Regions from separate parts of the Homo sapiens genome. Here all the other regions are linked to region 6. A link is a loop called in an ENCODE intact Hi-C map of the cell type or tissue named here. Cell type or tissue: dorsolateral prefrontal cortex. All regions are shown on one strand. Each heading gives the region's core, and the rest is flanking DNA. Links, peaks and the distances in the headings are about the cores only. Region 1 overlaps SNX29 (sorting nexin 29). Region 2 overlaps SNX29 (sorting nexin 29). Region 3 overlaps SNX29 (sorting nexin 29). Region 4 overlaps SNX29 (sorting nexin 29). Region 5 has its middle 470 kb from the start of ERCC4. Region 6 overlaps SNX29 (sorting nexin 29). Region 7 has its middle 15 kb from the start of CPPED1.

Region 1 (4,499 bases), core at 122-4,121, 340 kb after region 6:
TGGGGCTGGCAGGTAGACAACATCTCTGTCTCCCCGAATTGCTGGTTAGCTGTTCTGAGTCCTTTCCCCTCTTGACCCTGGCTCCTTCCCCACCCATAGCTGCCCTCTCCTCCTTCATAGCCCCAGGACCCAGAGTCCCTGGGAGGGGTCAGGAGCACACCGGCACCCAGATTTATCTCCACCATCTTCCCCTTGTTGCTTCAGGTGAAATCTCAAAAATGCACGCTGGCTGCTGGCACTTAATGTCTTTTTCGGCTGCACCATCAGTGAAGCAGGGCTGGCCTTCCAAACCACTCTGGGGGGTGCCCTTCCCCCCAGCCCAGGGCCACTGCCTGGCATCTTCATGCTGGGCTTGCTGCAGCTGCCCACAGCCCAGGGCCCCAGCGGTCCATCTGCACTGCCAGGCCCAGCTCTGCCTGGTGTGGGCTCCTCACCCCATGTGGCACAGATGCAGAACCTTGGACTTGGACTTGGGAGCACACGTCCACTCTTGGCCAGGGGCTGCTGGCTTACTGAGAGTTTCCTGTTGACCTTTCCAAGCAGCCTCAGAGATTCACCTCTTGGCCTAGCTTGGGCAGGAGTGGGGAGGTGAGGGGGCAGGAGTAGGGGGGCATCTCTGGACTATCTTTATTCTGACCTACTTGATGCATCAGGTGACTTGAAGGCAGCCACCAGTCCCATGAGGCCAGGCAGGCAGTTCACTGCAGGCGTCCCAGCCCCACCTGGTTTCTAGCCAAGGCATCAGCCCTCCTTGGGAAACTTTGACCTAATTTGAGAGCTCAGCTGGGTTCAGCGCTCTCCCCTCTCCCTTTATTTTCTTTCTGCTGGTGTCCTTCTCCTTTCCCCCTTACCACCCAGTTTACCTCTCCCCTTCTTCATTTACCCGCTCACTCCAGCCCAGGACCCCTTTACTCTGGCAGACCCTGTCTTTTCAGTGATCATTTGATCTCAACCTCTGTCCAAGCAGGAAAAGGTAGCAGCCTAGATTTGGACATTCTTTTAACACAGACCAGCATTGAGGCTGCGCCTTGCTGGGTGCCAGGTAGAGGCAGTGAGGCTGCCTGGTCTGTGGTGGCAAGGATAGCCAGACTCACAGACTTTCAGAACTTCAGCTCAGAGGTAAGAGCTTGTTGTTGAAGAAATGACCATAATCATGAATGAACAGTCAGAAAGCCCAGGGACTTTTGAGCACATTAAAATCAGAAGAGGTCACATTTGAACTGAGATCTGATGACTGAGTTGGAGCTAACCAGGTGTAGGGGTGGAAGGAACGTTCTAGACTCAGGGAAGGTTCTGGGCTGAGGGCCTGGGATGGACAGGAGCCGGGCCTGTTGGAAGAACTGGAAGATCTACCTGGCTGCAGAGAGGGAAACACAGCAGGGAAGGGGGAGAATGATGTAAGGTGAGGGTAGAGAGGAAGGCACCGGACAGGATTGTCCACCTGCCATGTAGACCATTGTCTTCCATCGTGGTTGCACATGGCAGCCCGGGCTTCCAAGGCAGGGCTCAGAGCACGTGAGAAGGAAGGCTTCCCTTCCCCAGCCTCCCTCATCAGTGAAGCCAGTCTTTCCCAGAGGCCCTCCACCTGCTCTTGTCCTGGTTGCAGGGGCACCTGAGAAAGTGTCATTTGCCAGCCTTGCAATGGGAAGCAGCCTCTGTAGGCAGGGAAGAGAGCTGAGAGACGGCTAGTGGGCCAGCAGCTGCATGTCTACCATGACCTGGTGACAAGATAGTGACACCTAAGAGCCACTGGAAGTCACCAGAGAGGCCAGCGGGGAGTAGTGGGTCCTGATTTTCCGGTGTGGAGTCAGGGCTTGGCTTCTGAGTTAGCCACTATATTAGTTTGTTTTTACACTTGTGATAAAGACATACCAGAGACCGGGCAATTTACAAAAGAGGTTGAATGGACTCACAGTTCCCATGACTGGGGAGGCCTCACAATCATGGCGGAAGGTGAAAGTCCCATCTCACATGGTGGCAGACAAGAGAATGAGAGCCAAGCGAAAGGGGTTTCCCCTCATAAAAGCATCAGATCTCGTGAGACTCATTCACTACCACGAGAACAGTATAGGGGAAATTACCCCCATGATTCAGTTATTTCCCACTGGGTCCCTCCCACAACATGAAGGAGTTATGGCAGCTACAATTCAAGATGAGATTGGGGTGGGGACACAGCTAAACCATACCAGTCACATACTAGCCATGTGACCTTGGTACACTTACTTTGCCTCTCTGAGACTCAGTTTCCCACTTTTCTGCTAGGGCAGTAGTACACCTTCACCCCTGCAGTGGGGGAAGAGCACTAACATGCTTGGTGCAGGGTGGGTGCTCCCCAGATGCCAAGTGGTATTTTCCTGGCTCTCCCTGAGTATCTGGTGGGGTTCAGCTGGCTGGCCAAACCGTCCAGCTGGTGTGTGGGTGCAGGGGACGTGGGGATGCAGCCCAACTCTGCCTCCTGGAATTGCGTGGCCTTGGGCCAGCCTCGCCTCTTAGAGTCTCATGTATAAAATGGGAATGTCACCCACCCCACCGGATTGACTCGAGACTGAAAGAAGCTGTGCTCGCAAAGGGCATAAATTGGAACACGGCCCAGAGCAGGAGTCAGCACCTGTCACATCCTCCCTCCCCTTGCCTTGAGCTTCAGCCTTCTCTCTTTCTCCTGTCCTTAAAAACAAAAGAAAAGAGATATTCACAAACCATAAAACTCACCTTTTCAAAGTGTACGATTCAGTCACTTTTTAGGATATTCACAAGATTACGCAACCATCACCACTCTAATTCCAGAAGGTTTTCATCACCCTGGAGAAACTCTGTGGCTGTTAGCAGGCAGTCTCCATCACCCCCACAACCCTTCCCCTCCTAGCCCTTGGAAGCCAGTAATCGACTTTCTTTTCTTTTTTAAGTTTTATTTGAAGTTCAGGAGTACAAGTGCAGGTTTGTTACGTAGGTGAACTTGTGCCATGGGGGTTAGCTGTACACATTATTTCTTCACTCAGGTATTAAGCCGAGTCCTCATTAGTTATTTTTCCTGATCCTCTCCCTCCTCCCACCCTCCACCCACCAGAAGGCCCCAGTGTGTGGTGTTTCCCTCTGTGTCACGTGTTCTCATCCTTTAGCTCCCACTTCTAAGTGAGAACATGCAATACTTGATTTTCTGTTTCTGTGTTAGTTTGATAAGGATAATGGCCTCTACCCCCATCCATGTCCCTGCAAAGGACATGATCTCGTTCTGTTTTTGGCTGCATAGTATTCCATGGTGTATATGTACCACGTTTTCTTTAACCAGCGTATCATCGATGGGCATTGAGGTGGATTCCACGTCTTTGCTATTGTGAATAGTACTGCAGTGAATATGTGCTAAGCATGTGTCTTTATAATAGAATGATTTATATTTTTCTCTGCAGATTTTTCTCTAGATCTGCCTTTTGTGACTTAGAATCGTAGAAATCATACAATACGTGGCCTTCTATGCTTGGCTTCTTTCACTTAGCGTAATATCCTCAAGTTTCATCTGTGTTGTAGCATGCATCGCTACTTCATTCCTTTTTTTTTTTTTTTTTTTTGTGATGGAGTTTCTGTCGCCCAGGCTAGAGTGCAGTGGCGCTATCTCGGCTCACTGCAAGCTCCGCCTCCTGGGTTCCCGCCATTCTCCTGACTCAGCCTCCCGAGTAGTTGGGACTACAGGCGCCTGCCACTGCACCCGGCTGATTTTTTTTTATTTTTGGTAGAGACGGGGTTTCACTGTGTTAGTCAGGATGGTACCAATCTCCTGACCTTGTGATCCACCCACCTCGGCCTCCCAAAGTGCTGGGATTACATGTGTGAGCCACCACGCCTGGCCTACTTCATTCCTTTTAATGGCTGAATAATATTTCATTGTTTGGGTAGATCACATTTTTCTTATCCATTCATCTCCTGATGGCCATTTGGGTTGTTCCCCATTTATGGCTGTTACGAATTATGTAGCTATGAACATTCCTATACTAGTCTCTGTGTGAACGTTTGTCTTCAGTTCTCCCGTTTTGTGGTTGTCCTTCCATTTTGATAGTGTCCTTTGAAGCACAAAAGTTTTTAATGTCGGTAAAGTCCAATTTATCTGTTTTTTCTTTTGTTGCTTGTGCTTCTGATATCATGTCTAAGAATCCTTTGCCTACTTGAGGACACACAGATTTAGCCCTGTGTTTTCTTCTGAGAGTTTTATAGTTTCAACTCTTAAATTTAGTTATTTGATCCATTTTGACTTTTGTTTTGTTTTGTTTTGAGTTAGATTCTCACTCTGTCACCCAGGCTGGCGTGCAGTGGCGTGATCTCAGATCCCTGCAACCTCCGCCTCCTGGATTCAGGCTATTCTCCTGTCTCAGCCTCCCAAGTAGCTGGAATTAAAGACACCTGCCATTATGCCTGGCTAATTTTTGTAGAGATGGGGCTTCACCTTGTTGGCCAGGCTGGTCTTGAACTCCTGACCTCAGGTGATCTGGCCACCTCAGCCTCCCAAAGTG
Region 2 (4,499 bases), core at 399-4,398, 180 kb after region 6:
CCCGTGTTTCTCCCTTTGCTACAGTGAGCACTTGAAGATGGTGGATGTTACTGTTAGGAAGACCATTTCCTTTGTTGGAACACTGTGGGTAACCGGTGTCTTGTAGACATCATTGGCATCTCACCTGGAAGGGTCCTTTCTCCTTCGGAACTGTAAAGTGTCCCAAATTTCCTAAGACACAGAACCTTGCCCGTTGTTATGGGACCTGGGCATACCTCATTTTATGCATTTGAATGTCCTGGAAAACCATCTCTGAATTTAAAATGATTCTTTATTTTCGTCATCAGCATCTCACACTGTTTGCATCTGGGTCATGCTCAGCTTGTTCACATTGAAAGCAAAACAGTAACCTCATCATACTGTTTGCCATGCCGCTCTCCATGGTATCAGAAGTTTCACTTAATTTAGACAGAAAACCCTATGTGTTCTCTGGTGCCTGCTAGCAAGCTCAGCACAGTTTCTACCTATTTTAGACGACTTAACACAGATACCCCCAAACAGATGTGGCCGGCTGCGATGAGATGAAAAGTTATGAATGTTCTCTAAGTTTAGATGACCTGCTGATGGTACTGACTAACCCACAGCTTTTCTGGAACATGAAAATTAGTTCTTGTTGAACATAAATGTCTATATACTTCTACCAAACACAGTCTCCCTGTCTATTTGAATATAAGGAGAGAAGGCTTCTTGTTTTTGCCAAATCATTATTTTCCCATTTGGAGTGGAACTTCTATAATTATGCCATCAGGGAGACACAGGAGAAAGTTGCTGACTATTCAGAGTATAGGCAGGTAAGTAGACTGCGGATTTTTCCCGTGAATAAGGTAGATGTTAACTAGGTTGATTGGCTCAATGGGAAATCCCAGTTAATAGCATCACCATCTTCACATTTGGCACGAGATTAAAATGGCCAGACTGAATCCTGCTTGGAGGCTCCAGTGAGATTTTGATGTGAAAATACTGTGTAATCTGCAGTGCTATGTAAATTGAAGCAGTATCATTATTTTGATTTCTGTGACAATAAGATAGGTCTTACTGACCTATCTTTCTACATTGTGCTTAAAGCACAATGTAAGTTTCTGATTGAACATGGAAGTATCCAGCCATGTAGATAAAAGCTTCTGTCTTCTTGGATTCCAGCAGGTGTACTTTTCATGCGGTCCTTGACCAGGGCAAAATACAAATTTCTGAACACTGTCAAGGTAACTCAGAATATGGGCAGAAATTGTTAATGCATTTCAGATTGCATTGCTAACCAATGTCTTGAAGCCTTCTATTTTTGAAGTCAGTGTGAGCTATCATCGACATGAATAGAGAAGTATGTTTTTCTCTTGGGGTATTAAATTGTCATTCTTTCCATTTTACTTTACATCATCATCATCATCATCACCATCATCATCATCATCATCATCATTATTATTATTATTATTTGAGATGGGGTCTCACTCTGTTGCCCAGGCTGGAGTGCAGTGGTGCGATCTTGGGTCGCTGCAGTTTCCATCTCCCAGGTTCAAGCGATTCTCCTGCCTCAGCCTTCCGAGTAGCTGGGACTGCAGGCACGCACCACCACGCCCAGCTAATTTTTGTATTTTAAGTAGAGATGGGGTTTCACCATGTTGGCCAGGCTGGTCTCAAATTCCTGACCTCAAGTGATCCACCCACCTTGGCCTCCCAAAGTCCTAGAGATTACAGATGTGAGCCACCACGTCCAGCCCCGTTCTTTCAGTTTTAAAACCCATAAATCACCCTCAGGAAAGATGCGACTTAGAAAAGTTGTAGTTTGATCAGTTGCAAATGTTTGTATTTATTGTTTAGGTTTGACTTTCAGAATTCAGTCACAATTGATTCTTTACGAATTGATTGGTTTATTGGGGGGATGTGCAAAGAGTGTAGAATGGTGTTGTCATCTGTTATTTTTGCCTCTCAAATGACTTGACGTTACTCAGACTTTAATTGTGCTGCCTTCCTTAATACCCAGATGTTCTTTTACTCCCAAGGCAAATTGAACCTTCTCGACTTGAAAGTAAATCCGATGTTGTGCTTGCATGAACTTAGCCTCATGGGATGAATGGTCTCTCATGCCTTGACCCCACATACTCACCTTTGGCAGTTGAGAGATGGGAGATGTCTAACCTGTTCAGTCGATTCCCTCACTTTGTAAATATTAATCCTTATGCTGTGGAGCAACATGGCACATTTACCTCTTATTTATATTTATATTTTTATTTTTTTGTGCATGTCATCTACATGAAATGATATCACCATCTCCGTCACTTCATGGTCTAACTCAGTCTAATTTAAAGTGGTCTCTCGGCTGGGCACAGTGGCTCATGTCAGTAATCCCAGCACTTTGGGAGGGCAAGGCGGGTAGATCGCCTGCGGTCAGGCATTCGAGACCCACCTGGTCAATGTGGTGAAATGCCATCTCTACTAAAAATACAAAAAATTAGCTGGGCGTGGTGGTGTGTGCCTGTAATCCCAGCTACTCAAGAGGCTGAGGCAGGAGAATGGCTTGAACTGGGGAGGTGGAGGTTGCAGTGAGTCAAGATCGCGCCACTGCACTCCAGCCTGGGTAACAGAACGAGACTCTCAAAAAAATCAATCAATAAATAAAGTGGTCTCTCAAGAAGTAACTATGGAATGATTAAAGACTCTACGTTGGTTAACTATTGTTGTGTAACAAATTACCTCACAGTTAGATGGCTTAAAACAACAAACATTTACAATCTTTGTGTGGGATAGACAGCCTGGGTGTGGCTTAGCCACATGCCTGGCTCAGGGTCTCCCCTAAGGCTCTGTCATGGTGTCAGTTGGAGGCTGCGGTTGTCCCAAGGCTCCACTGGAGGAGTGTGCACTGCCCTCATGTGGCTCATGGGGGCTGTTGGCTGCGTGCATCAGTTCCTTGCCATGAGGTTCTCTCCGTAGGAAGCTCGTAAGAATAAATGAACAAGAAAGGCAACCTCACACAGAAGCTGCAGTCTTTATAACTTAATCTCAGTGGTGAAACCCCATCACTTCTGCCATAGTCTGTTTATTGGAGGTGAGTCAATAAACATAGTCTGTTTATTGGAGGTAAGTCCAGCCTATGCTCAAGGGGTAGGGATTATATAAGAATGTGAATACCAAGGGGCAGGGGGAATTGGAACCATCTTTGTTGAATGTAATATATTGGAACCATCTTTTTTTTTTTTTTGAGACAGAGTCCCACTCTGTTGCTCAGGCTGGAGTGCAGTGGCGTGATCTCAGCTCACTGCAACCTCCGCCTCCTGGGTTCAAGTGATTCTCCTGCCTAAGCCTCCTGAGTAGCTGGGATTACAGGCATGTGCCACCATGCCCGACTAATTTTTGTATTTTTAGTGGAGACCAGGGTTTCACCTGTTGGGCAGGCTGGTGTTGAACTCCTAACCTCAAGTGATCCGCCTGCCTTAGCCTCCCGAAGTGCTGGGATTTCAGGTGTGAACCACTGTGCCCTGCCTGGGGTCCATCTTCGAAGCTGCTTACTGATGGGAAAAGTATGATATAGTTAGGCTTAATTTTGTATTATTTCATACATGGAATTGAAATTTTTGGCATGCTTGCTAAAACTGAACCAGGGCAGCAAGGAAGTCAGGTAGTTGCAGGGGAAGGTTGACTGGCTAGTTGCTGAGAGAACTTATGTAAATTCATGACTGTCCAGGGTCTTTCCCCAAGCCTTTAAGGTCAAAAAGCTTATTTCTGCACCTCTGCCCCCACCAGTGTTGAAGGTTGCTGATTCTTCTTAAATATAGTCCTAGAGGGGCTGGTGCCTTGGGGACGGGGCTAGTGCCTTGGGGACAGGAGGCCAGTGGCGTGATTGCTAATGAGATGTGTGGACTTGAAGCGGGTTGAATGAATTGTGATGAGCAGGACCTCCTTGCAGAGGGCAGCAGCCTGGGCCTGGGCAAGATGAAGAGATCATTTGGAGTCACGGGTAGAGCAGGGCTGTGAGTTCGCCATTTTGCGTATGTATTAGCACCAGGCTCTGCTGAGCAGCTGCAGCCAGCTTCATGCTGCGGTGCCTGCCAAGGTATCTGTGTCCTGGTTGCCCTGCCGACGGGCTCCACTGCTCTCTTACCTGACTTTTCTAAGTCCCATGGCTAAGTGCAGGCTCCCCTCAAATTCTGATTACATAGTTTACATATCACTAACATATAATCATAGTTTACACATAATTTTGTTTGTGTCTTTAAATCAAAACTTTGCAGGTACATAGATAAAGTCATTGGTTCTCTTAGCTTTATTACAAAAGACAGGAGGCCTCTGGCTGTCACTGTCTCCCACTTGCCACCCTTCAGAAGCCCCTCTTGGAAGCTTTTCCACTCATGCTTTGGGTTGTTGCCTCCATATCTCTGATCAACACGCCTGTTGCCGCTTTTTTATTTTTCAGTTTTTGGAATTACTTATTTCTCATCGTGGAAGAGGAAGGGTAACTGTCTTTGACTGCTCCACCTCCAGAAAACACACGCAACACGCAGCTCCCC
Region 3 (4,499 bases), core at 383-4,382, 130 kb after region 6:
CAACAGGAGAATGTTCTTATGATTTTTTAATGACCCCCTGAAAATGAATGTGCACTATTAAGGTAAACTGTTTAAAAATTAAGGCTTTTGTAATTCTGTGAGTTTAAAAGGAGGAGAGAGAGGGAAAGAGAATCTATAGACTGTATGGTTGATAGGAGGCAGCTTGTGGAGCTGAAGGGGTCTGCATGGAGCCCCAGGTTCTCTGTTTATTCTAGAAAGAGGGTTTGGGTTTCCAGGGGAGCTGAAGGGCGTGGACTGAGCCTTCTTTTTTTTTTTTTTTTGGAGACAGAGTCTTGCTCTGTCACCCAGGCTAGAGTACACTGGTGCAATCTTGGCTCACTGCAACCTCTGCCTCCTGGGTTCAAGCAATTCTCCTGCCTCAGCCTCCCGAGTAGCCGGGATTACAGGTGTGTGTCATCATACCCAGCTAATTTTTTGTGTGTATTTTTAGTAGAGACGGGTTTCACTGTATTGGCTAGGCTGGTCTCGAACTCCCGACCTTAGATTATCTGCCCACCTTGGCCTCCCAAAGTGCTGGGATTACAGGCATGAGCCACCACGCCCCACTGAGCCTTCAGGTTTTGGTGGCATTTATGTAACACGTCTACTGGCTAGCTGATTCCATCTTCAGGCGGCAGGGTCTGGCTACCATCCCTAATCGAGACCGGATTTGAATCTATCTTTGAAAGGGAAATTTGGACTTGGCCAATGCTCAGATAAGTTGGGATTATGGGCTGGGACTGTGGTGAAGTGTAGGATGAGGCTGGAGACTCCCTGTTGGGGCTTTTGTACAAGCCAGCATTGCTGTTGTCATGCAGTGCATCTGGGGGTCTGGCGGATTGGGTGCTGCTTTTCTGGGGACATAGCAGTAGCTCTTCCTTTCTCCCCATTTTACTTCCCTTGTCATCCCACAGAGCTGAATGTTCCGATCATGACCGTGTGGTTAGGAACAGCCCTGTTTAGCGCATTTCTCACCTTTTCCTTTTCCTCACTTCTTCTCTTGGACTCCTTCCCCCAACCCAAATGATCTGCACCCCAGTGACAACGTGGAGTGGCTCCGCGGAAGATGGATGATACACACTTGTGATGTTGCTCATGTTTTATGGTTAACTGCCTGGAATTCTTCAGAGTTCTTTTCATAGCAGTTGAAGGCTGAAAGGCACACAGAAATGACCAACTCAATTCTGTCAACATTTGCTGAGTGTTCTTTTTCTGTGTCAGGCCCTGGGAACTGGAGCTTATCTTACACAAATCTATGGGGGGAAAGTAAGTTCTCTAGATTCTTGCTATTCAAAATGAGGTCTCTGAGGCCGGGCGCGGTGGCTCATGCCTGTAATCCCAGCACTTTGGCGGGCTGAGACAGGCAGATCACCTGAGATCAGGAGTTCAAGACCATCTTAGCCAACATGGCGAAACCCAGTCTCTACTATAAATACAAAAAGTAGCCAGGCATGGTGGCTCGTGCTTGTAATCCCAGCTACTCGGGAGGCTGAGACAGGAGAATTGCTTAAACCCAGGTGGTGGAGGTTGCAGTGAGCTGAGATCCAGCCAGTGCACTGCAGCCTGGGCAACAGAGCGAGACTCTGTCTTAAAAAAAAAAAAAAAAAAAAAAAAAAAGACCGAAGTGAGGTCTCTGGACCAGCAGTAGTGGACTCGTCACCTGGGAGCATGTTAGAGAGGCAGGATGTTGCTGGGCTGGCCCACGCCTGTAATCTCAGCACTTCCAGAGACTTAGGTAGGAGGATCACTTCAGCCCAGGAGTTCAAGACCAGACTGGGCAACACAGTTGAGACCCTGTCAGGAAAAGAAAAGGAGAATGTCAGACCTTACCGTCTCAGAGTCTGCACTTTAACAAGGCCCCCAGCCGAGCTGTAGACACATTAGTGTTAGAGGCACTGAAATGTTCTCGGTCTCTGTAGAGAGATGGACAGATATTGACACCATACTGCTATTCTCCCTTCCACACCCATGGCAGGCATCATTAATCAAACAGGATACTTTTCCCCAATGATCCCTGTCTAAACTTCCAGCACGTTCTCAGCACAGTGTTATAGATGGCCACTTCCAGTTGGTCCGAGTTGGCACTCGAGGTCAGGTTCAGCTGCTTTACCTTGCCTCCAGCACAGTCCATGACAGCAGCAGCATCCTGCTCTCTCTGCCTCTGCTCTGGTCACTCTTACCCCTTTCTTTACAACACAGAGCTTTCTTTTAAAACTACAAATATGCTCAAGATATTTTCCTGCTTAAAACCCTTCAGTGACTTCCCGTTGCAATTAAAATGAAATCCAGATGCCTTACCATGACTTGCAAAACCCTGCCTGACTTGGCCCTGCCCACCTTTTCAACCCTGTCTGGTGCGCAGCTCCCCAACCTATGCTGTTCTCTGCCTGTATCACCTCATTTCAGTTCCTGGAACAAGCCGTGTTTTTCCCGCCTCAGGGCTGGGCTGACCAAAGTCACCGTCTCTTGAGTTTTCCCACTGTCCACGTGAAAAAGCTAGGGGCACAGAGACTTGATTTGCCTGAGGCCACATGGCGAGTCAAGAGCCAGAGGGACTTCATTGCAAAGCTGGTGATGCGGGGCAGGCTGCCTCCCTGCAGTGACCACACGAGGGAGCCTCCACCGAGTCTTCTGACTCCTGCTGCTCTCCCTAAGTGAGTGTCTAGAATGCGCTTTTCTCCCCCACTCCCAAATGCCTTGCAGGGCTTGCTTGCCCTCATTCCTTCACACAGACCTTGGACTTGCCACCTCCTCAGAGAGCCATTCCCTGGCCTGCCAGGATGTACCTTGCCCCCTTCAGCATTCCAGCTATGTTTTATGGAGCACTTGTGACAATTTGCAGTATGTCTTATTTATTCCTGGTTTGAACTTGTTTTCGGTTTCTCCACTAGTCTGTAAGCTCCCTGGTAGCAGGATTCCTGTTTGTGTTATTGGCCTCCATAACTAAAGCACCAGCATAGTACCTGGCACATAGTAGGTGTTCAGTAAATATGATTTGGATGTGTGCATGAATGAATAATGGAAATGGTCAGGCCAGTCCTAGGATTTTAGGCCTGGTCTGGATCTAAATGAACATCTAACCAATTTCCATGTCGTGTATGCGGCTAAGCGAAGAAAAAGAGTGGTTTCATCTCCCTGATGTCAAATGGCCAGTTGGACCCAGCATGAGTTTTTGCCAATGTAGAGATACTTTTGTGACTTATGTCCAGTGGACCACATCAGATGGCCCCAAATAAACCTTCTTCCTACCATTTTTCATCTTTTACAATTCCCTTTGAAGAATGGTGGGGTTTTTTTTTTTTGACTGTCACATGATGTTTAAAGAAAAATCAAGGAAGATAAGTTCCTGCATTCTTCAAAGATCTACCGTCAAAGGGATTTACCTAACAATTGAAGTAGTGTAGAGGGTTGCTGTTCTTGGGGTAGTGCCTTCAGCCAAGTCAAAAGGGATGAACTGAGCTGACGCTGAGGTTACCTCTGCAGTCCGACCTGTACTGGTCAACTGTGCTTGGACCTAGATCACTCAGGTAGCTCAGCTCTGTCTCATACTGGTCTGGTTGGACTTACGAGATAATTCAGAGGAACTGCTTTCATTCTTTCTAGGACAGGGTTCAGCAAACTTTTTCTATAAAAGGCTGGATAGTAAATATTTTTGGCTTTGTTGTCCAGATGGGTCTCTGTCACAACTGCTCAGCTCTGCTGTTGTAGCAGCCGCAGACATTGTGTAGATGAGTGGGCTTGGCTGTATGCCAATAAAACTTTATTTACAAAACTTGCATCAGCCCGGATTTAGCCTCAGGGCCATAGTTTGTACACGTCTGTTCTAGGAGTGTTTAAACGAAAACAAAGAAAATGTAAAAGACAGCTTTCATTAGTTGTCAAAGTTTGCCTGCAAACTGTCTTGAAAGCTTCTGAAGCTGGTCCTTGGACTCAGGAGCTTGTTCTTAAACTTGAGAAACATCATTGTCTGACTTCCCGTTTGGGCAAAGAGTCAAGCCATGATTTATCAGTTGCAATAAATAGCTTGTATTTTTCCAAATAGACAATCACGTTCTCTTCATTAGCAACCCATCTGCTGGACCTGCAGTAGTACTGAGGAAAGATGCCTTGGTAAACACAGTAGCAGGATTGCAAAGTGCAAACGAACCCTCTTGCTTTGGTGACAGCTTGTTTGTGGAAACTGGACCATTCTGCAAATGAGTTCATCGATCTTGCCTAAATACTGGAAGGGCCTGTTCAACATTAGGGGAAATGCCAATGTATTTTGAGACAGATCAAACAAAGCTGCAAGTGGACAAATTTTAGCATTTGTTTTTTAACGAATGAGCAGATGGTAGGCCTTGAATGCCCCAAATGCTTATCTTTGAGTTAGGTTGGGGGGAAAATAGGGAAACCAAATCCAAAGTGAATACGTTAATACTGTGCCATCACCTAGAAACTATTTGGGCTGCACGTTGGAGTTGCAATTGTGACTCTTAAGAATAAAAATGTTTCTCCCT
Region 4 (4,499 bases), core at 117-4,116, 360 kb after region 6:
GCCATCCTTGCTGGAAATCCTTACTGGCGGTGTGACCCTGGGCACATCATATAACCCCAATTTATTTCCTCTTAAACAAAATGCAGATGCCTAATGCCTACTTTGCAGGGTTGTTGTGAAAACGAAGAGAAGTAAAAACAAACAAAGTGGCTGTCATGGAGTCCAGCTGGAGTAAGGGCTCAGTAATTTTTTTTTTTTTTAAGAAATGGGGTCTCACTGTGTTGCCCAGGCTGGTCTTGAACTCCTGGTCTCAAGCAGTCCTTGTGCCTCAGCCTCCCAAATTGCTGGGATTAGAGGCATGAGCCACCTCGCTGGCCCTCAGTAATTGTTCCTTTTCTTGCTTTTTGCATAAAAGTTACCCTTCAAAGACTGCAGTGGGACTTGTGGTTCATTTAATTCTGCTTGATATTGTCATTTATCTTTTCAGCTGTATTTGTTTGAGTCCTCAATAAGACTGTAGGCATTTAGATGGCAGGGAAGGTATCTTTGGAATTTTTTTTGTCCCCTGGCCTTCCATCAAGATGTGGTAATTGGATGTATAGGAGTGTGGCAGACACTGCTAGTTGCTTGCTGAAAATAGCCATGGGTTTTTTTTGTTGTTGTTTTTTTCCTTATCTCTTAGTAACAGAGCCCTGGGCATTATGCCCACATAGAAAATAGTAAATTTCTCAGCTTCCCTTGCAGCTACATATGGCCATGTAACTAAGATCTGGCCAGTAAGATATAGGTAGATGTATTGGTTGTGGCTTCCCAGAAAGGCTGCTTATACCTCATCTGCGTGGTACATGCCTTGCCTTTCTGCTTCTTGTTGCCTAGAATTGAGATATGATAGGTGGAACTCCAGCAGCCGCCTTGGGCCATGTGGTAACCTGGGGGATGGCAACTCTGCAGCTAAGATCGCAGAGCAGAAAGATGGACGGCCTCAGTCCCTGATGACTAAGGAGAGCAGCCATCCCAATTCTGGACTGCCTCCCTGCAGACTGCTTGTCCATCAGAAAAGAAGCCCCAAGTGATTAGACCCCAGCTATTTTGGAACCAAATGCGATTCCTACCTGATGCAAAGAGCTCTTTGAGTAGAGGCTGAGAGAACTGCTGCCCAGAACTCTAGAGGTGACATAGCACATGGCGTTTAGGGACTTATAGTCAACAGCTAGTTATGAGTTTCCATGGGCCACAGGTGCTGCTGGCGAATGTGGCTTGCTGCTCAGTTGAAGAGCGAACATCGAAAATAACCCGAAGAGAGAGGTGAGGAAGAACAGATCAGGCAGGGCCCTGCAAGCCACGTCTGGGAATTTAGACTTGAGCTTGAGTGCAGTGGCGCATCATTGGAGGAATGAATTTATTTATTTATTTTTATTTTTTATTTTTATTTTTTGAGATGGAGTCTCACCCTGTCACCCAGGCTGGAGTGCAGTGGCGTGATCTCGGCTCACTGCAACCTCTGCCTCCCAGGTTCAGGCACTTCTGCCTCAGCCTCCCAGGTTCAGGCACTTCTGCCTCAGCCTCCCGAGTAACTGGGACTATAGGCATGCACCACCATGCCTGGCTAATTATTTCGTGTTTTTAGCAGAGATGGGGTTTCACCATTTTGGCCAAAGTGGTCTCGAACTCCTGACCTCAAGTGATCCACCCGCCTCGGCCTCCCAAAGTGCTGAGATTACAGGCATGAGCCATCACGCCTGGCCCGTTGGAGGACTTTAATTTACACTTGGGAACCATTGCTCTGGCTGTGGTGTGGAAAAGGAGTAGGAGGCAAGATAGCTGGTTTTGTCCCTCCTGACAAAGGTTTCCTCCTCCTTCTAGACGACCTGAGTCTGTTAGCCAGCTCCAAGACGCCCTTCTCCTTGGTAGAACCCCACCGAGTCTGATTTGGGTGGCAAGTTAGAGCTTGGTCTACGCCTGGGGTTTCTAAAGCCCCCACACCTCGTGGCCCTTTTGGCTGGGACTTCCAGACCCTGGGTCTACCCCATCAAGGACTTTTTTTTTGAGAACCTCCAGCATTCCTGGTCAGCCACACACCAGGCAAGCCCTGCATACCGGCTTGGCCAGCACCCGCCGTGGCTGTAACTGACCTCTAGGTGGCGGTGGCCACCTGCTGCCACTCTGGCTCCCAGAGCCCTGGCCAAGGAAGTCCTCTTTCTCCCCACATTAGCCAGTGTTCCTTGTCTCTTCCCTCCCTGAGTTGTGGATCCCGGGACCTACCTGTTTCTTCCTCTGTCTTAGGTGAGACTTTTCTGACTTCCCAGTTTTCGCTGCTATGAGTGTCGGTAACTTCATCCAGTAGGCTTTGCAAAGTCTTTATTTGTGCAGAAGGCTGGAGGAGGTGTCACAGTGCCACACACAGAGACTTGCATATGCAGACCTTGGTCTTGACTGTCAGAAGCGTCCATCCTTTGCTCACTGCCAGATGCTTATAAGCAAGGATAGATGAGATGTAGGTGGCCCGGTATGGAGGGTAAGCCCTCCCTCCTTCCTTCTTTCCTGCTTGCCTTCTTGTTTCCTTCTCTTCCTTCCATTTATCCATCCATCTACCTACCCACCCATCTAGCACCCGTTGGGCATCTCCAGGAACTGAGGGCTCCTAGGGGTTTCCATCTTGGTTCTTGCCCTCAAGGAATTCATTGCATAGTAAAGATGAAGACTTGTAAAGGTACAATTGCAAGTAAATGTTCAGGTGATGTTCATTTATTCATCTGTTCATTTGTTTGTTCATTCATTCATTCATAGTATTGAATATCCATTATTTCCAGGCACTGGTCTGGGTACTAGGGCATAGTGAATAAGACTCTGGTCATGTACTCCCAAGAATATGTATAATTAGTATTTGTCAATTAAAAGAATAAAATCTTAAAATGTGCAGAGCTTACGTTCAGTGGAGAGAGGACAGCAAGCCATCAATAAATAAAGTCTTGATATGTACCACAGATTGAGGTCAGCAGCTGCGATTGCCTGCCATTTCAAATGATTCATCTTGTAAACAGACAGTGTCAACCTATGGCATCAATAAATACAGCACGATACTGGAAAAAACTAGGCAAGATAATTGCTCATTATACCAAATGCTGTGAAGAAGCAGAGAGAGAATGATGGTAGAGGATAGTTTTGGGGTGGGGTAAGGGTGTATACTGGGTGGCATGTGTGCACGTGTGTGTGTGTGTGTGTGTGTGTATGTGCATCTGGCGAAAGTGATGTATACCTGGTGGGGCAGTGTGTGAGTACTTGGTAGTGTGTGCACCTGGTAGTGTGTGCATGGATGAGCATCTGATGGGGTGTGTGCATGTGTGCCTGAAGGGATACGTGTGTGAGTACTTGATAGTGTGTGCACCCGGTAGCATGTGTATGTATATGTATCTGGTGGAGTATGTGCATGTGTGCCTGGGGGGATGTGTGAAATTGCCTCCTTTCAGGGAGAGGATGCATTGGGATTGTGAGCTTTTCCAAAGGTGGAAAGGTTCTGAGCTGCTGGCCTTCACAGAGACGTACCTAGGTTGATGGGAGCTGCTCAGGAGCACCCTCTGAACTCCCAGAAGGCCCGGGGCATTAGCATCTTGTCTGCCGATGGCCTCCAGAGAGAACACTGTGCATCTCAGGACCAAAGCAGTGTTTGAGTTGCATTGACAGAGTTGATTGTGATACTCGAGGCTTCCTTTGCCATAATGCCACCCTCTTCTAGTGGGCAGTAAGCTGTGATGTCAGACCAGACCCCTTTACCCTTTTCTTCTCCTTACTAAGTAGCAATACATTCAGGGCAGGTCAAGTCACATTGTGTGTTCATGTAGCATTTAAGGAGAGTTCAACCCCTTTCCAGAATTGCTAATAACAGTACAATAAACACCGGTCATGCTTTATGCATGTGTTATGTCACAACCCTCTTAGGTGGGTGCTAATACTATCCCCGCTCTATAGATGCTAAAACTGATGCTCAGAAAGGTAAGGTAGGTTGGCCAGGGTTGTCCAGCTGGCAGGTGGTGGAGTCGGGGGTTAATTGAGGCAGCAGTTCCCACAGCCTGCACTTTAACCTCTGTTCTCTGGAGTGGGGCCTCCCCACTCTTAGTGATTGGGAGGCATCTGTCTGTGTTTTGCAGAGATACGGCAGGTCTCAAGAATGGCCCACACTATACCTCAATGCCTTGTCTAGAGCCTGAGCTCTTTCTCTACTGCTTCAGGACAGGGTGGTCTGGAGGAAGAACACAGATTAGGTGGGGGAAAAGACAAAGGTTCAAATCACGTCTCCACCACTCACTCTGGGTCTTTGGGCAAGGCCCTGTTCACACCTCATTTACCCATCATAAAAAGACTTGGACCAGGCAAAATGGCACACGTTAGCCTCTGCCGTGGTGCTTTGCAAGCCTGCAAGATGGAAAAATGTTCATCCCAGCCCCATCTTGTATGTGAGGAAATTTTAAAACAAAATTGAATGCTATCTTACGGGCATTGTTATGAGAGAGAAATGAGTACATTGGGTAAATTAACTGTATTACGATGTTTGTGGTCTGCAT
Region 5 (4,499 bases), core at 378-4,377, 1.4 Mb after region 6:
AAAGGGCAAGAGAGAGAGAATTCTAGCAAGAGGAATCATGGAGGACAAAGATCCCCTAGTTGGGAAAATGCTTTGCACATTTATGCTCTCAAAGGAGGACAGCATAATGATAACAGAGTAACTGAGGAATGTAGAGACATAGGCATGTGACAGATCCTTGAGGACTGTGGACATGTCAAGAAGTTTGGAATCCTGGCAAGTCGCCGATGTGATTTAAAGGAGGTCTTTGCCCTGTGCATAACTTTGAGCCATGCATGGAAGTTACTGCTTTCATTCTTCTCAGGGCTTCGGATTCAAATTCATTCACCTGGCTTCAAGGAGAAGGGGAAGGGAGAAGGGGTACAGAGAGACTGCTTTTGCAAAGAAGTATGTCAGGAGATGCTGAAGGGACCCTTTGTTTCATCAAGTTAGTTTTCCCTTTGATTCCCCAATACCTCTAATTCTGCATGTCACCAGGAAATAGGTGTGCTGCAGCTCGGTGACAGCCTTCTCCAGTGTCTATGGCAACCTGGGGCTGGGGCCATTTTTCCTTCAATGAATGGGCTGGCTTCCCGAAGACAAGTAAAGCCCAATTGTTATTCTCAACTGTTACAGAGGGAGGGTGCACAGGGGTAATAAAGAAACAACTGAATACTGCTAATGATATTGCATAAAATAACATGAATTAAGTAAATCATTTCTCTCCAGCTTAATTATAGATGCTTCAGGGTGAAAATGCAAGAAAGAGCCTCAAACTGAGGCTTTGCTTCTTATTCCAGCCATTATTTCCAGTGTTCTTTTTTTGTTGCCACGGTCCATATACCTTATTGTCTGACAACTCTGAAAAGAGCTGGCTTCCAGGTTTGTGAATTACAACCACTTGGCTGTGTTCCTGAGAGAAACAACAGAGCTAAACAAAGGTGGGTAGGTGGAAGATGGAGCATTATTTGACAACAAAAGTCTCCCAACTTACAGATCGGATGGGTGTTAGTCTCTGCATCCTCTTCCTACTACTTTGGGCAAGGGTTATCTTTCCAAAGAAAAGCTGATCACATCATTCAATAGCATAATAATCTTCAGTGGCTTCTGGTAGACTGCAAGATAAAAACCTAAGCTATTTGGCTCAACCTCTTCAACCTCAGCTCTCATGTTGCCTCTTTGTACTTACTCCACTGAGCTATTACTAGGTCTTCCAATACACCAAGCTGTCTGGGGCCTCTGATCTTCTGCTTGAGCTGGTTTGCCCTCTTCCCTCTTAAAGAATATACTCTCATCTTCTAAAGGTTGGCTCAAGAATCCCTCACATTGTATAGCTTTTCTTTTCTTTTCTTTTTAAGACAGAGTCTCACTCTGTCACCCAGGCTGGAGTGCAGTGGCGCAATCTCAGCTCACTGCAACCTCCACCTCCTTGTTTCAAGCGATTCTCCTACCTCAGCCTCCCGAGTAGCTGGAACAATACGCACGTGCCACCATACCTGGCTAATTTTTGTATTTTGTATGTTTGTCAGGCTGGTCTCGAACTCCTGACCTTGTGATCTGCCTGCCTCAGCCTCCCAAAGTGCTGGGATTACAGGTGTGAGCCACCGCGCCCAGCCTTGTATAGCTTTTCTAGCATCCCCAGGGAAAACCGTTTGTTTTTGCCCTTGCAATATGGGGATATGTGTCCCAGGCTCCTTATTGCAAACTTTGGGATCGAGATACATTGATTGCATTCATGACCCCAATTAATGGCCTACCTTTATCCACACCTTTTGCCTGTAATTCTGTAACTCCCTGGCTTGGAAATGTGAGCTATTTTGTAAGATAAGACAATCACAAACTTCATACAAAAGCTTGCAAACCTGTGTGAGTTTTTTCTTGCCTTCTCAATGCAACTGGCTTTGCTCACTCTTGAATCCCTGCCATGGTCATGAGAACAAGCCTGGGCTAGCCTACTGGAGGATGACAGACACATGGAACAAAGCCAAATTGCCCCAGACCAGGCCATCCTAGACCAGCCAGCCCCCAGACAACCCTCCAGCTGCCTGAAGATGCAGGAACGAGCCCACCCGAATTGGCAGAACTATCCTGATAGTCCATAGACTAGTAAAACATAATAAATGGTTGTTGTTTTAAGCCACTACATTTTAAACTACTTTGTTTTATGCCCATTGTTAAATGATATAGGGGACCACATAGGAGAAGGCTTAGGTCTGGTTGGTTGTTGTCTGATAGCTGCATGGAAGACTGCAGCTCACCTCACTCCCAATCAAGAGTAAGAGATGAGAAAAAGAGGGATCCACTGTCTTTAGAACATGAATTCTTTCCAGTACAGAGGCTTGTCCGATCTATGTTATAATACCCTCATCTCATACATCAAATGTTATAATACCGTCATCTCATACATCAAATAATACCCTCATCTCATATGTCATTTAAAGAACTCCTCCTTCTTCGAAGAGTACCAGTGAGAGGTAAGGAGAAGGCAGACATATCTACTTGATCCTTTCTAGAGGACAGAAATTTCTCTTTTATGGGCTAGCTGTAAGGAGATGAGAGGGAAAGGGCTCCCCCTGCAGGACAAATTTAACCAACCGTGCACAATTATAAAAGGTTGACCTTTTGAGAATCATTGTATACCTTGTTTTCCTATAACGTGGGTTTGTTTCGGAACATGAAGGAGATACTATGTCAATGTAAATTATTAAGGAAAAAATGGAGATGAGGATATAGGCAGAAGGAAGAAGAGCTAAAAGATGCAGGCAGAGTAGGAGAAGCACTTTACGAAAGGTGTTTGCCTTCACTGACACCTCTCCACTTCTCACTCTGACTCACACGCATGGATCCTCTTGTCAACGTATTAAATATCGTAATAGAAAGTGCTTGATGAGTGCTTGCTACATGCCAGGAATTGTGCAAATTCACCTATCTCTCACAATAATTCTATAGGTTGGTACCATTGTCGTCATCTTTGTTTTACAGATGAGGGAGGAAGACTCAGGAAGAAATATGCCCGAAGTCACACAGATAGTGACAAAATGGCGATTCAAATATAGGCAGACTTGCTCTAACACCTGTGCTTCACCTGGCCTCTACAAAAGAAGCCAGACTGTCCCCCGAAGCCCATTATGTGGTGTTAGGCTTTGGACGTGGATCAATAGAAATGGACAGAAGGAAGGAGAATCATCTTTTCTATATTCCATCTTAGACTTTCTCCAAAATTGGAGATACCAGACCTGTGCTACTCTGTCCCTGCTTACTATTTACTTCTATTCATGTGGCTTCCTTCATTACAAACTCATTAGCGGAGGGAAGGGCAGTCTCATGGCCAGACCATGTGAAGACTTGCCTGAGTGTTCACCCCACTCTATTTAGTGGAATGCTATCTGTGTCCTTGGCCAATCTCACTATTGCAATCACAAAAGCATAATCAGCTACCTTCTTTTTTTTTTATCATATCCCCTAAGTCATTTTCTAATTCTACTATTTTAGTTTATTCAATTTCTACACCAGAGTATGCCCAAATATATATAACCACATAATTATACCTTTATACACTATGTATCCAAAATTCATTTTATATACATACCTTAGTATTTTTCCTTCTCCAGAATGAGATTTCCCTTCTATGCCCTATTTCACATCATCCCCTGCCTCAGCCTCTGTCTGAAGTTATTTCCCAGTAAATGAAGCAGCCTTCCTCTCCATTGTCCCAAGTCATTCTCTGCCAATTCCACCATCCCATAGGATATGTCTCTTATTTCTTCCACAGAAAGCAAAGTCAAAGTCCATTTTGTCCTCCACTCCCAATTATATTGGCTTCAAGTGCACCTTCAATGTTTTGCATTCACCAGGGATTTATGTAGAAACCAGTAAAAAGGAGTCCAAAGAAAAAAAGTGACACAAATGTTCACATGGTGGATGAGAGAAGAGAGTAAAAGTGCTCATTGTCATTGCTGACAGCCTGTGTTTAGGAAGCATTTGCCTGGCCCCGGCTGAATCCTAATATGCATGTGGAAATTGATAATTATGTTCATTCAACCCTTTACAAAGTGCCTTCATGTGTTAAGATGCAAAAACATGAAGCTAAGTGCCCAATTCTTTATTAATTCGGTGTGGAGTTTTGCAGTTAACGGTGCCAGGTTTGCATCTGCAATTACCCCTCAGCTTTTTAGTGGATCTAAAAGGGCAAGTGAACCACCCTAACCGCAGCCTCCCTCCCCCAGTACAATGCATCATTCTCCTGTTTGAAGAAATGAAGGGAAGTTGATATGGAGCTAGCCACTCTGTTGATGACTGTGAGTTTTTCTCTAAGATTTAGCTGGAGAAACCTAAGCCCCGTAAGTAGAAAGTTTAGAGATATTTCTTGTGGCCTGGAATTGGAATCAGACTCACTTAATGAGGAGATAAAACGTGGCTACCTTGGGCTAAGGACTCTCAGGACCTGGCAGGTGTCTTGAGAAAGACAAACAAATGCTGTTCTCCATTGTCCTAGGAGAGACATACACTAAACAAAATCATTTTAGATGTAAGGACTGCTA
Region 6 (4,499 bases), core at 197-4,196:
GTTCTGGGAAAGGAGCCAGAATATCCACATTCTCATTTGCGGTGATTAAAGAACCACTCTGCTGAAGTTTCTCATGACTTGCCTGACCTCGTTAGTTTCTTTGATACCAAAGACAGGTGTCTTCCTTTCCCCCTTGCCTACTGTCTCCTTTACACATGTGGTGACATTCAGGTGAATTTGAATGGCTTTTGGCTAGGCAAGCCAGTATCAGTAAACACACTGGCTTGGACATTTGGCCCATAACTTTTTATACCCGAGGCCAGGTGTTGGCCGATGTGGGAAGAGGGCTGGAAAGAGGCAGAATGGTATTTGTGTGAGTGCCAGACCCCTGTGGACTGTTTTGCTGAGATGCTGTCTTATGGAGTTTGTAGAGGTGAATCAACAACTGTCTTTGTGAAAGGCAAATGTCACCTTCAGGTTTTAATTCTGAGTGGCCAGCAGCCCTTACATTGCCACTGTATATCATCAGAGCCACTAGAATATTAGATATGTAAATCCTTTCTGCACTTTACACATCCTTTAGTTTTGTAGGGCCCTGATGTCAGTGATCACGGCAAGTTGAGAAGCAATGTGTTGGGATGGAAAGAACATGGGTCAGGCAGACCACAGCACTGCTGTTCAAGAGCTGTGTGGCTACGTGCAGTGGTTCCTGGCTGTAATCCCAACACTTTGGGAGGACAAGGCAGGAGGATTGCTTGAGGCCAGGAGTTCAAAACCAGCCTGGGCAACATAGTGAGACCCCCTCTCTTTACAAAAGAAGAAGACAGAAAAGCCAGACATGGTGGCACGTGCCTGTAATCCCAGCTACTCGGAAGGTTGAGGCAGGAGGATCTCTTGAACCCAGGAGTTGTAGGCTACTGTGAGCCTTGATCGCACCACAGCCTGGGTGACAGAGTGAGACCGTGTCTTAAAGAGAAAGATCTATGTGACCCCGGGCAAATGCTTTAATTTCTCTGAACTCGTTTTCCCAGTCCTTGAAATGGTGGTAATATTATCCCCTTGGTGGATTCCTGGGAGTTATATGAAGTGTCTGTTGTATCTGGGAACCTCATTGGAGGCTCATAGATAGTTTTAGAGATTTCAGATACCTCTTGCAATTGTGTGCAAAATCGTGCTTGTGTGTTTGTGCACATACGTGGATTTTCCTGGGGAGAAGTTCCTTTGCTTTCACGACTCTCCTTCAGAGTGTTCCAGGCTTTAGAAAAAAGTAAGAAACACGAAACACTTCAGGTAGTTAGCAGGTGGTAATTGCACATAGTGTCTGGGGCAACACTGGCAATCGTGGTATCATTATTTTTGTTTTTACTGTTCTGCTTGCTGATGTTAAACCAGCTACACTGGCTGTGTTCTTACGCACATCCCTACATGTATTAGCAGTGGGAACCTGGGCAAGTTATTTAAGCTAACTGTGCCTCAGCGTTCTCGTCTATAAAATGGGGCTATCATAGTACCCCTCTGACACAGTTGTGAGGATTAAATGAACTAACAGATGGAAGATACTCAGAAGATACACTATGTAAATTACCACCTGAGCTATCGAAGGGTGTTATATGCTATGTAAATTATACCTTGATAAGAAAAATTGGAAAAAAAATCCAAGAGAGTATCTGGCATCTTAAAGACTGAATAACTGGTAGGTGTGATCATTAACAACACCCTCAAAGGGTACGTTGCTGACGAATCTTCCTGAAAACAACATCTGGGCCTTATTGTTGAACTGCAAATAGGTTGACCTGATTTTCCATCTTACTGAAACCATCCCTCCTGCAGAGGCCCTGAAGTTCCCTTTAGCTGGTATCTACCCCTCAATCCTCCCTCTGGTTAAGAGGACATAAACCAGGCTACTCTTTCTATGAGGCCTGAAAATTGGAAGTGATCACGCAGGATGGTGGTTCTTAGCTGGGGGTGATTGCAACCCCCAGGGGACATTTAGCCATGTCTGGGACATATATGGTTGTCACACCTGGGATGAGGGTCCTTCCGGCATCTGCTAAGTAGAGCCCAGGGATGCTGCTGAACGTCCTGTGGTGGACAGGACAGGTCCTCCCAACAGGACAGCTCCTCCCAACACAGCATTATCTAGTCCCAAACGACAGTACTTGAGAAACCCCAAGACAGAAGGAAGCAGCAGGGCCGTTTTCCAGGAACCGTATTTTGTCTTAGGCTTTTTTTTTAAAACCTCTCGCCTCCTGCATAGGTCAAGGAATGAAACTTAGGAAAAAATGAGCCTAAAGAAAATGATAGATCCCAGGGAGCATTTGTTTGTGTGTGTGCGCATGCATGTGTGTGTGTATGTTTGGGAGCTTTTTCGTGCCATCACTCCTGCAATGAAGATGATGATTTAGGAAGGCAGTAGATGCATAATGATACAGACCTGTGGAATGCACCAGACTAAGTGATCCTGACTCCGTAGCTGCGGAAGTACCGTCACTGCTGCGGAAACCAGCTCACTGGTACTACTTTACTAGATCTTAATCAAAATTCATTCAGTTGATATTTGTTGGTGTTTACAACAGCCTTGTCTCCCTTCACCTCCTTTTTAACAACAAAGTTTCTACTCTTGAGTTAATTTCGTTTGAATATATGGTTATTTGGGAGCTGGAGGTTGCAAGAAAGCGGCTCAGGCTTTATTCCTGCCAATTTCAGGAAGAGCCACATTGGAGCCACCAGGGGGCGCCCTAGTCTTTTCTCTGCCGCTTTCCTTCCGCAGCTGCGGGTGGTGGTTATCTGAATTTTTCATGTCCAGCGCGGTACCCCTTTCAGTGGTGAGGTCGCGAGTGGTGGTGGTGTTGAGAGCAGTGGTCTTTTCTAGTTGAAAAACATCAAGCATGCATGCAGCTTTCTGTTCACCATCAGTATAGCACAGTCATGCATTGCCAGTCACTTTGTGGTCCTGTTCTAAAAGGGAATTTGCAGCTCATCAGAAAACATTTCCCCTGTGTCATTGCTTTTCATGAGATATAATTGATTAGCTGTGGGTATTCAGCTTTTGAATCCCGATTGTTGCCTTCTTGCCCCTTTTTTTGGGGCTGGGGAGTGAAGGTGATAGAGTCAGGTGAGCCCAGACCATCCGGCCCATTTGTTTCCTTTTAATTTGTTAGAGCTTTTGATTGTGAGCCAGGGCAGAGAGGGCAAGAAAAACATCCTTACTTGTCAATAGGCTGTGTTGAGGGGGTCCTTTTTTTTCCTCTTGGCTATTATTGGAAGAGATTCTCAACGCTAGTGAGGCGTTCTGGCTCATCGCCTAGCAACACAATTCCAAACATTCGGCAGCTCCAGAAATGAAGTTGAGGAGTGCTGTAGTAACATCAGAGAGAGATGCGAGGCCCCGCAGCCAGCTGCTTGCTTGGCTAAGGGCTTCATGATAAAATTTTAGGATGAGATGGTGGGGCAGTGGCCGTTAAATCGGCTGCAGTCTGAGCCCCCTGCCCCTTAACTGCCGAGAAGTGAACCTAGGTGACGTGGCCAACACAGATCCCTCACGCTGGGCATCTTTCTTTAAAGGGGAAACTTCCCACTGAATTTTGTGTATTAGCCCTTCAGTGACTGTCTTAGTGTCTTAGTAATTGGAAGGTTCCAGATGGCATTTAGACATGCCTCACTTCTTTATCATCTGTTTATTCATTCACCAAACATTTACCAAACATCTCTCATGTGCTGGGCGCAGTTCTAGGTGCTGAGGAGCCAGAGGTGGGGATCCAGCTTGGCCATGCACAAGCTCTGTGTCACATGTTAAAATTTCCCCATCATTATAATGCAGATTTAAGAGTGCCAGCACCATGGGCTGTTGTGAGGACTAAATGAGTTCATACACAGAGAGTGCTTTGACATTGCGCTCAGCACTCAGGAGATGTTAGCTCTTCTCACATGGGCCCTGCCCACAGAGCATTCTAGTGGAGTTTTATGGTAATAAAGAAATGATGAATGATTGGATGGGGCAAAACGGGAGGCAATGGGGTCATGTGGGAGTGATGTACTCTTTGTTATCTGTGGCACTGAACAACCGCCACTCGATCCACCCATGGGAACGAGTTCCCCGTGAAGTGGGAAATTCCTAATGGAAGTTTTAGGTTATGCAGTACAGCTCCCAACTCCTTACCTGGAAAAAGACCAGTGCTGGATGCTGGTCACTCATATAGACCCTGGATTCCTTGCTCCCAGGAGGGGAAGGAGGAACCGATGACAGCAGGATGAATGTAGCAAGGATAGGGTGGCTGAGGTCCAGAGGGTCACAGGAGGGAAAGGTTAAGGGCTCGGTGCAGGGGAGGTCAGGAGGTCTTGCACAGATGGGGATGCTGGGCCAGAAGGGAACCTCCCTGCAGTGTGCAAAGGGGGCTGACAGTGATCTTCCAGGCTGCACCTCTGGTTCCGTCACTAAGCACTGCAGGATGTCGGGATGGGCTTGAGGAGCTGTTGTCGCCATTATGAAGCCCTTGAGGAAGCATTGGTGATGGTGCTGCCGAGTACTGAGTCTGTCCTTGTCACCCGTTAACTCACGC
Region 7 (4,499 bases), core at 442-4,441, 720 kb after region 6:
AATTCCTTCCTTACTAAAAATACAAAAATTAGCCAGGCGTGGTGGCAGGTGCTTGTAATCTCAGCTACTCAGGAGGCTGAGGCTGGAGAATTGCTTGAACCCAGGAGGAAGTGGTTGCAGTGAGCCGAGATTGCATCATTGCACTCCAGCCTGGGCAACAAGAGTGAAATTCCATCTTAAAAAAACAAACAACAACAAAAAAATTATAGAGTGTTCCTTCTCTTGTTTCCTAAGAAAAGGAACACATGTCTGAATCTGTCAAGTCTTGCTGGTTTTTATCTTCCCAAAGCACTAGCTTGTTTTTTTTTAGATTTTGTTTGTTTGTTTGAGATGGAGTCTTGCTCTGTCACTCAGGCTGGAGTGTAATCTCAATGGTGTAATCTCAGCTCGCTGCAACCTCTACCTCCTGGGTTCAAGCAGTTCTCCCTGCCTCAGCCTTCCGAGTAGCTGGGATTACAGGCACCTGCCACCATGCTTAGCTAATTTTCTTTCTTTTTTTTTTTTTTGTATTTTTAGTAGAGATGGGGTTTTGCCATTTTGGCCAGGCTGGTCTCAAACTCCAGACCTCAAGTGATCCACCCACCTCGGCCTCCCAAAGTGCTGGGATTACAGACGTGAGCCACCAGGCTTGGCCTAGCCTGTTTTTTTTTTTTTTTTTTTTTTAATTGAGGATATAATATTCTGGAGAAATAAGGTCTGTAGCTAGAGGCACTCCAACATCAGGATTCTGGATTTTCTCTCTTCAGACTCTGAGCATATTAGTCTCAATTAGTGGTTCTTAATCCTGGCTGCACATTACAATTTCCTGGGGAGCTTTTCAAGCATATTCGTCCTAAGACTTCACTCTGGGAGTTTCTGATTGGATGTCATGTTGCCCAGCTGGTCTTTAACTCCTCGGCTCAAGTGATCCTCTTGCCTAGGCCTCCCAAAGTGCTGGGATTACAGGCATGAGCCACCGTGCCTGGGCTGATGTCTTTTAAGAAGAGAAGAGGACACACAGAGAAAGCAATGTGAAGACAACCACAGAGATTAGAGTGTGTGGCTAGGATGCATCTATAAGACAAGGAATATCAAGGATAACAGAAAACACCAGAATCTAGGGCCCAGCATGACGGCTCACGCCTGTAATCCCAGCACTTTGGGAAGCTGTGGTGGGAGAATTGCAGCCTGGGCAACATAACGAGAACCTGTCTCTGCAATAAAATTTTAAAAATTACCTGAGTGTGATGGTGTGCACTTGTGGTCCTAGCTACTCAGGAGGCTGAGGCGGGAGAATTGCTTGAGCTTAGGAGGCAGAGGTAGCAGTGAGCTGAGATCACACCACTGCACTCTAGCCTAGACAACAGAGCAAGACCATTAAAAAAACAAAACTGGTTGGGCGTCGTGGCTCACACCTTTAATCGCAGCACTTTGGGAGGCTGAGGTGGGTGGATCACCTGAGGTCAGGAGTCCAAGACCAGGCTGACCAACATGGAAAAGCCCTGTCTCTACTAAAAATACAAAATTAGCTGGGCATGGTGGTACAAGCCTGTAGACCCAGCTACTTGAGAGGCTGAGGCAGGAGAATTGCTTGAACCGGGGAGGCAGAGGTTGCAATGAGCCGAGATTACACCACTGCAATCCAGCCTGGGCAACAAGAGTGAAACTCCCATCTCAAAAACAAAACAAAACAAAACAAAACAAAACACCAGAAACTAGGAAGAGGCAAGACAAGGAAGGATTCTCCCCTGGAGCCTTTAGAGGAAGTATGGCACCACCAATACCTTGATCACAGACTCCTGGCCTCCAGATATGAGAGTGAGTCTATTTCTGCTATCTTAAGTCACCCAGTTTGTGGTACTGTATAATGGCAGCCATGGGAAACTAATACAGATTGTTATTGTTGCCATTTGATGGATGAGAAATCTGAGGCAGCGTGAAGGATGCAAAGAAGTTAGACGTGGGTCCCACCACCAGGGCTGTGGGAAGGCATCACACGTAGATTGAGAGCTTGGAGGCCACAGAACTGGGTAGCATCTCAGCCCCACCACTGGCCATATAACCTTGAATAAGTCCCCTAGTCTTTCTCAACCACAGTGTCTTCATCTTCAAAATGAAATACTTCATAGAGTTTTGGGGGAAATGAAATAAGAAACTGCAGGAAAACACACATTGACCTGCACGTGGTTAGCTCTCAAAAATGGTACCTGGGCCAGGCACAGTGGCTCACGCCTGCAATCCCAGCACTTTGGGAGGTGGAGGCAGGCAGATCACTTGAGGTCAGGAGTTTGAGACCAGCCTGGCCAACATGGTGAAACCCTGTCTCAACAAAAAATACAAAAATTAGCCAGGCATGGTGGTGCGTTCCTGTAATCCCAGCTGCTGCTAGGGAGGCTGATGCAGGAGAATTGCTTGAACCCTGGAGAGGGAGGCTGCAGTGAGCTAAGATCGCGCCACTGCACTCCAACCTGGGCAACAGAGCGAGACTCTGTCTCATAAAAAAAGTAACTGTTATTATTATCAGCATTAAACATTAATTTACATCAATAATTAATTTATTAATTAAATTAATTTATATTAATTAAAATAAGTTAATTTATATTAAATGTTAAATACATTATTTAACCTGTATGAAATAGATGAAACTGGCCAGGATGCTTTCAAGAGGGGGAGGAATCAGAATTTACTTCTGATCTTGTGCTCTGCCTTCATCCCCTTAATGTGGCTCAATTGCGATCTTTGGTCAACAAAGTCAACTGGCGGAAAGGGAGGAGGGTCTTGCGCGCCCCCTGGAGGTGAGAGTGGGTAACAGACTGTGCGAGGAGGGAAGGGAAGAGAATACATCCCTGGGTGGTTAATGGGGCCAGATGGTGGAGAACCTTGAGTACTAGTGTATTAGTCCATTTTCATGCGGCTAATAAAGACATACCCAAGACTGGGTAATTTACAAAGGGAAGAGGTTTAATGGACTCACAGTTCCACATGGCTGGGGAGGCCTCACAATCATGGTGGAAGGCAAAGGAAGAGCAAAGGGATATCTTACGTGGTGGCGGGCAAGAGAGCGTGTGCGGGGGAACTCCCATTTATAAAACCATCAGATCTCATGAGACTTATTCACTACCACGAGAACACTATGGGGGAAACCGCCTCTATGATTCAATTATCTCCACCTCTCCCTGCCCTTGACACGTGGGGACTGTTCCAATTCAAAATGAGATTTGGGTGGGGACACAGCAAAACCGTATCAGCTAGGTAGAGGAGCTGTTTTAAGACAGACAAACCATGGTTGTGGTTGAAAGGAACTGAGCATGAGGAGAGCAACTGAGCCCTGAAGTGGCTAAATGTAAGGGTCTGGAAGTCGGAATGAAGAAGAAATGAAGGGAGGGATGCAATGAGAAAGACAGCAAGACAGAAATCACAGGCTTGGGTTTCTAGCCTGAGAAAATCGAGAAAAAATGATTCTGCTCTTAGAAATGGGATACTGGGAAAAGTCAATTTTATCTTAAAAAAAAGAAGAGAAAGAAAGAAAAAGAGTCTGGGCGCCATGGCTTATGCCTGTAGTCCTAGCATTTTGGGAGGCCAAAGCAGGTGGATCACCTGAGGTCAGGAGTTTGAGACCAGTCTGGCCAACATGGAGAAACCCCATTTCTACTAAAAATACAAAAATTAGCCGGGTGTGGTGGTGTGCGCCTATAATCCCAGCTACTCAGGAGGCTGAGGCAGGAGAATTGCTTGAACCTGGGAGGCGGAGGTTGCAATGAGCCAAGGTCACTCCACTGCACTCTAGCCTGGGTGACAGAGCAAGACTATGTATCAAAAAAATAATAATAAAATAAAATAAAATAAAGAAATAATGAAAAATATTTAGTTTTCTTTTTTTCCTTTCTTTTCTTCATTTTTTGAGACAGGGTATTGCTCTGTCATCCAGGCTGGAGTCCAGTGGCACAATGTCAGCTCACTGCAGCTTTGAACACCTGGGCTCAAGCAATTCTCCCACCTCAGCCTCCCAAGTAGCTGAGACTAAGGTGGGTGCCACCACACCTGCTAATTATTTTCCGTAGATACGAAGTCTTGTTATGTTGCCCAGGGTGATTTCAGACTCCTGGGCTCAAGCGATCTTTCCACCTTGGCTTCCCAAAGTGCTGGGATCACAGGCATGAGCCACTGCATCTGGCCCATGATTTAATTTTTGAACAAGCAGATTTTGAGGGATTTTGAAGTGAGAAAAGCCGAATTCTGGTTATGGCTCTGCCAAATGTGAACAATGAACCCATCACATAACCCTTCTGAGCCCAAGCCACTTGATCTTTAAAAAAAGAGGGCACTGGCTGGGCATGATGGCTCACACTGGTAATCCCAGCACATTGGGAGGTCAAGGTGGGTGGATCACTTGAGGTCAGTAGTTTGAGACCAAACTGCCCAACATAGTGAAAGCCCGTTTCTACTAAAAATACAAAAATTAGCTGGGTGTGGTGGCGCATGCCATTAGTCCCAGCTATTCGGGAGACTGAGGCATGAGA

The links. Hi-C counts contacts between places; a loop is a spot of excess contacts. Peaks named below come from ENCODE experiments on the same cell type or tissue, not always from the same donor. Only the 100,000 strongest peaks of a DNase experiment are listed, where the experiment ranks them.
Region 1: a loop joins it to region 6, with 3 times the contacts of the local background. A loop is called at or near these places in 3 of 110 quality-filtered maps.
Region 2: it touches region 6 in a loop (6-fold over the local background); 26 of 110 quality-filtered maps call a loop at or near these places.
Region 3: it touches region 6 in a loop (2.9-fold over the local background); 38 of 110 quality-filtered maps call a loop at or near these places.
Region 4: it touches region 6 in a loop (3-fold over the local background); 11 of 110 quality-filtered maps call a loop at or near these places.
Region 5: it touches region 6 in a loop (5-fold over the local background); 13 of 110 quality-filtered maps call a loop at or near these places.
Region 7: a loop joins it to region 6, with 3 times the contacts of the local background. A loop is called at or near these places in 50 of 110 quality-filtered maps.

What each region holds. Positions count from the first base shown.
Region 1 is chr16:12,437,547-12,442,045 of GRCh38, forward strand. The region is part of intron 18 of SNX29 (sorting nexin 29); the gene reads left to right. Among named protein-coding and RNA genes, the nearest start is that of SNX29-AS2, 67 kb to the left of the region's middle. RefSeq lists an enhancer at 1,210-1,711. In dorsolateral prefrontal cortex, for the core only: no CTCF peak of the experiment used is centred there; a DNase peak (open chromatin) is centred at 2,501.
Region 2 is chr16:12,268,448-12,272,946 of GRCh38, forward strand. All of the region lies in intron 14 of SNX29 (sorting nexin 29), which reads left to right. Among named protein-coding and RNA genes, the nearest start is that of SNX29-AS2, 100 kb to the right of the region's middle. In dorsolateral prefrontal cortex, for the core only: a CTCF peak has its summit at 2,871 (motif pointing left); a DNase peak (open chromatin) is centred at 2,854.
Region 3 is chr16:12,226,310-12,230,808 of GRCh38, forward strand. All of the region lies in intron 14 of SNX29 (sorting nexin 29), which reads left to right. Among named protein-coding and RNA genes, the nearest start is that of SNX29-AS2, 140 kb to the right of the region's middle. In dorsolateral prefrontal cortex, for the core only: a CTCF peak has its summit at 2,611; a DNase peak (open chromatin) is centred at 2,592.
Region 4 is chr16:12,453,363-12,457,861 of GRCh38, forward strand. The region is part of intron 18 of SNX29 (sorting nexin 29); the gene reads left to right. Among named protein-coding and RNA genes, the nearest start is that of SNX29-AS2, 83 kb to the left of the region's middle. In dorsolateral prefrontal cortex, for the core only: CTCF peaks have their summits at 2,071 (motif pointing right) and 2,272; a DNase peak (open chromatin) is centred at 2,069.
Region 5 is chr16:13,451,614-13,456,112 of GRCh38, forward strand. It overlaps a transcript of SHISA9 not described here. Among named protein-coding and RNA genes, the nearest start is that of ERCC4, 470 kb to the right of the region's middle. RefSeq lists an enhancer at 1,016-2,215. In dorsolateral prefrontal cortex, for the core only: a CTCF peak has its summit at 2,521 (motif pointing left); a DNase peak (open chromatin) is centred at 2,518.
Region 6 is chr16:12,092,697-12,097,195 of GRCh38, forward strand. All of the region lies in intron 11 of SNX29 (sorting nexin 29), which reads left to right. Among named protein-coding and RNA genes, the nearest start is that of SNX29, 120 kb to the left of the region's middle. RefSeq lists an enhancer at 3,994-4,499. In dorsolateral prefrontal cortex, for the core only: CTCF peaks have their summits at 2,671 (motif pointing right) and 2,871; DNase peaks (open chromatin) are centred at 2,695 and 3,315; H3K4me3 peaks cover 1,193 bases; H3K27ac peaks cover 1,564 bases.
Region 7 is chr16:12,816,772-12,821,270 of GRCh38, forward strand. No RefSeq gene overlaps it. Among named protein-coding and RNA genes, the nearest start is that of CPPED1, 15 kb to the left of the region's middle. RefSeq lists silencers at 178-378, 2,764-2,843. In dorsolateral prefrontal cortex, for the core only: a CTCF peak has its summit at 2,786 (motif pointing left); a DNase peak (open chromatin) is centred at 2,771.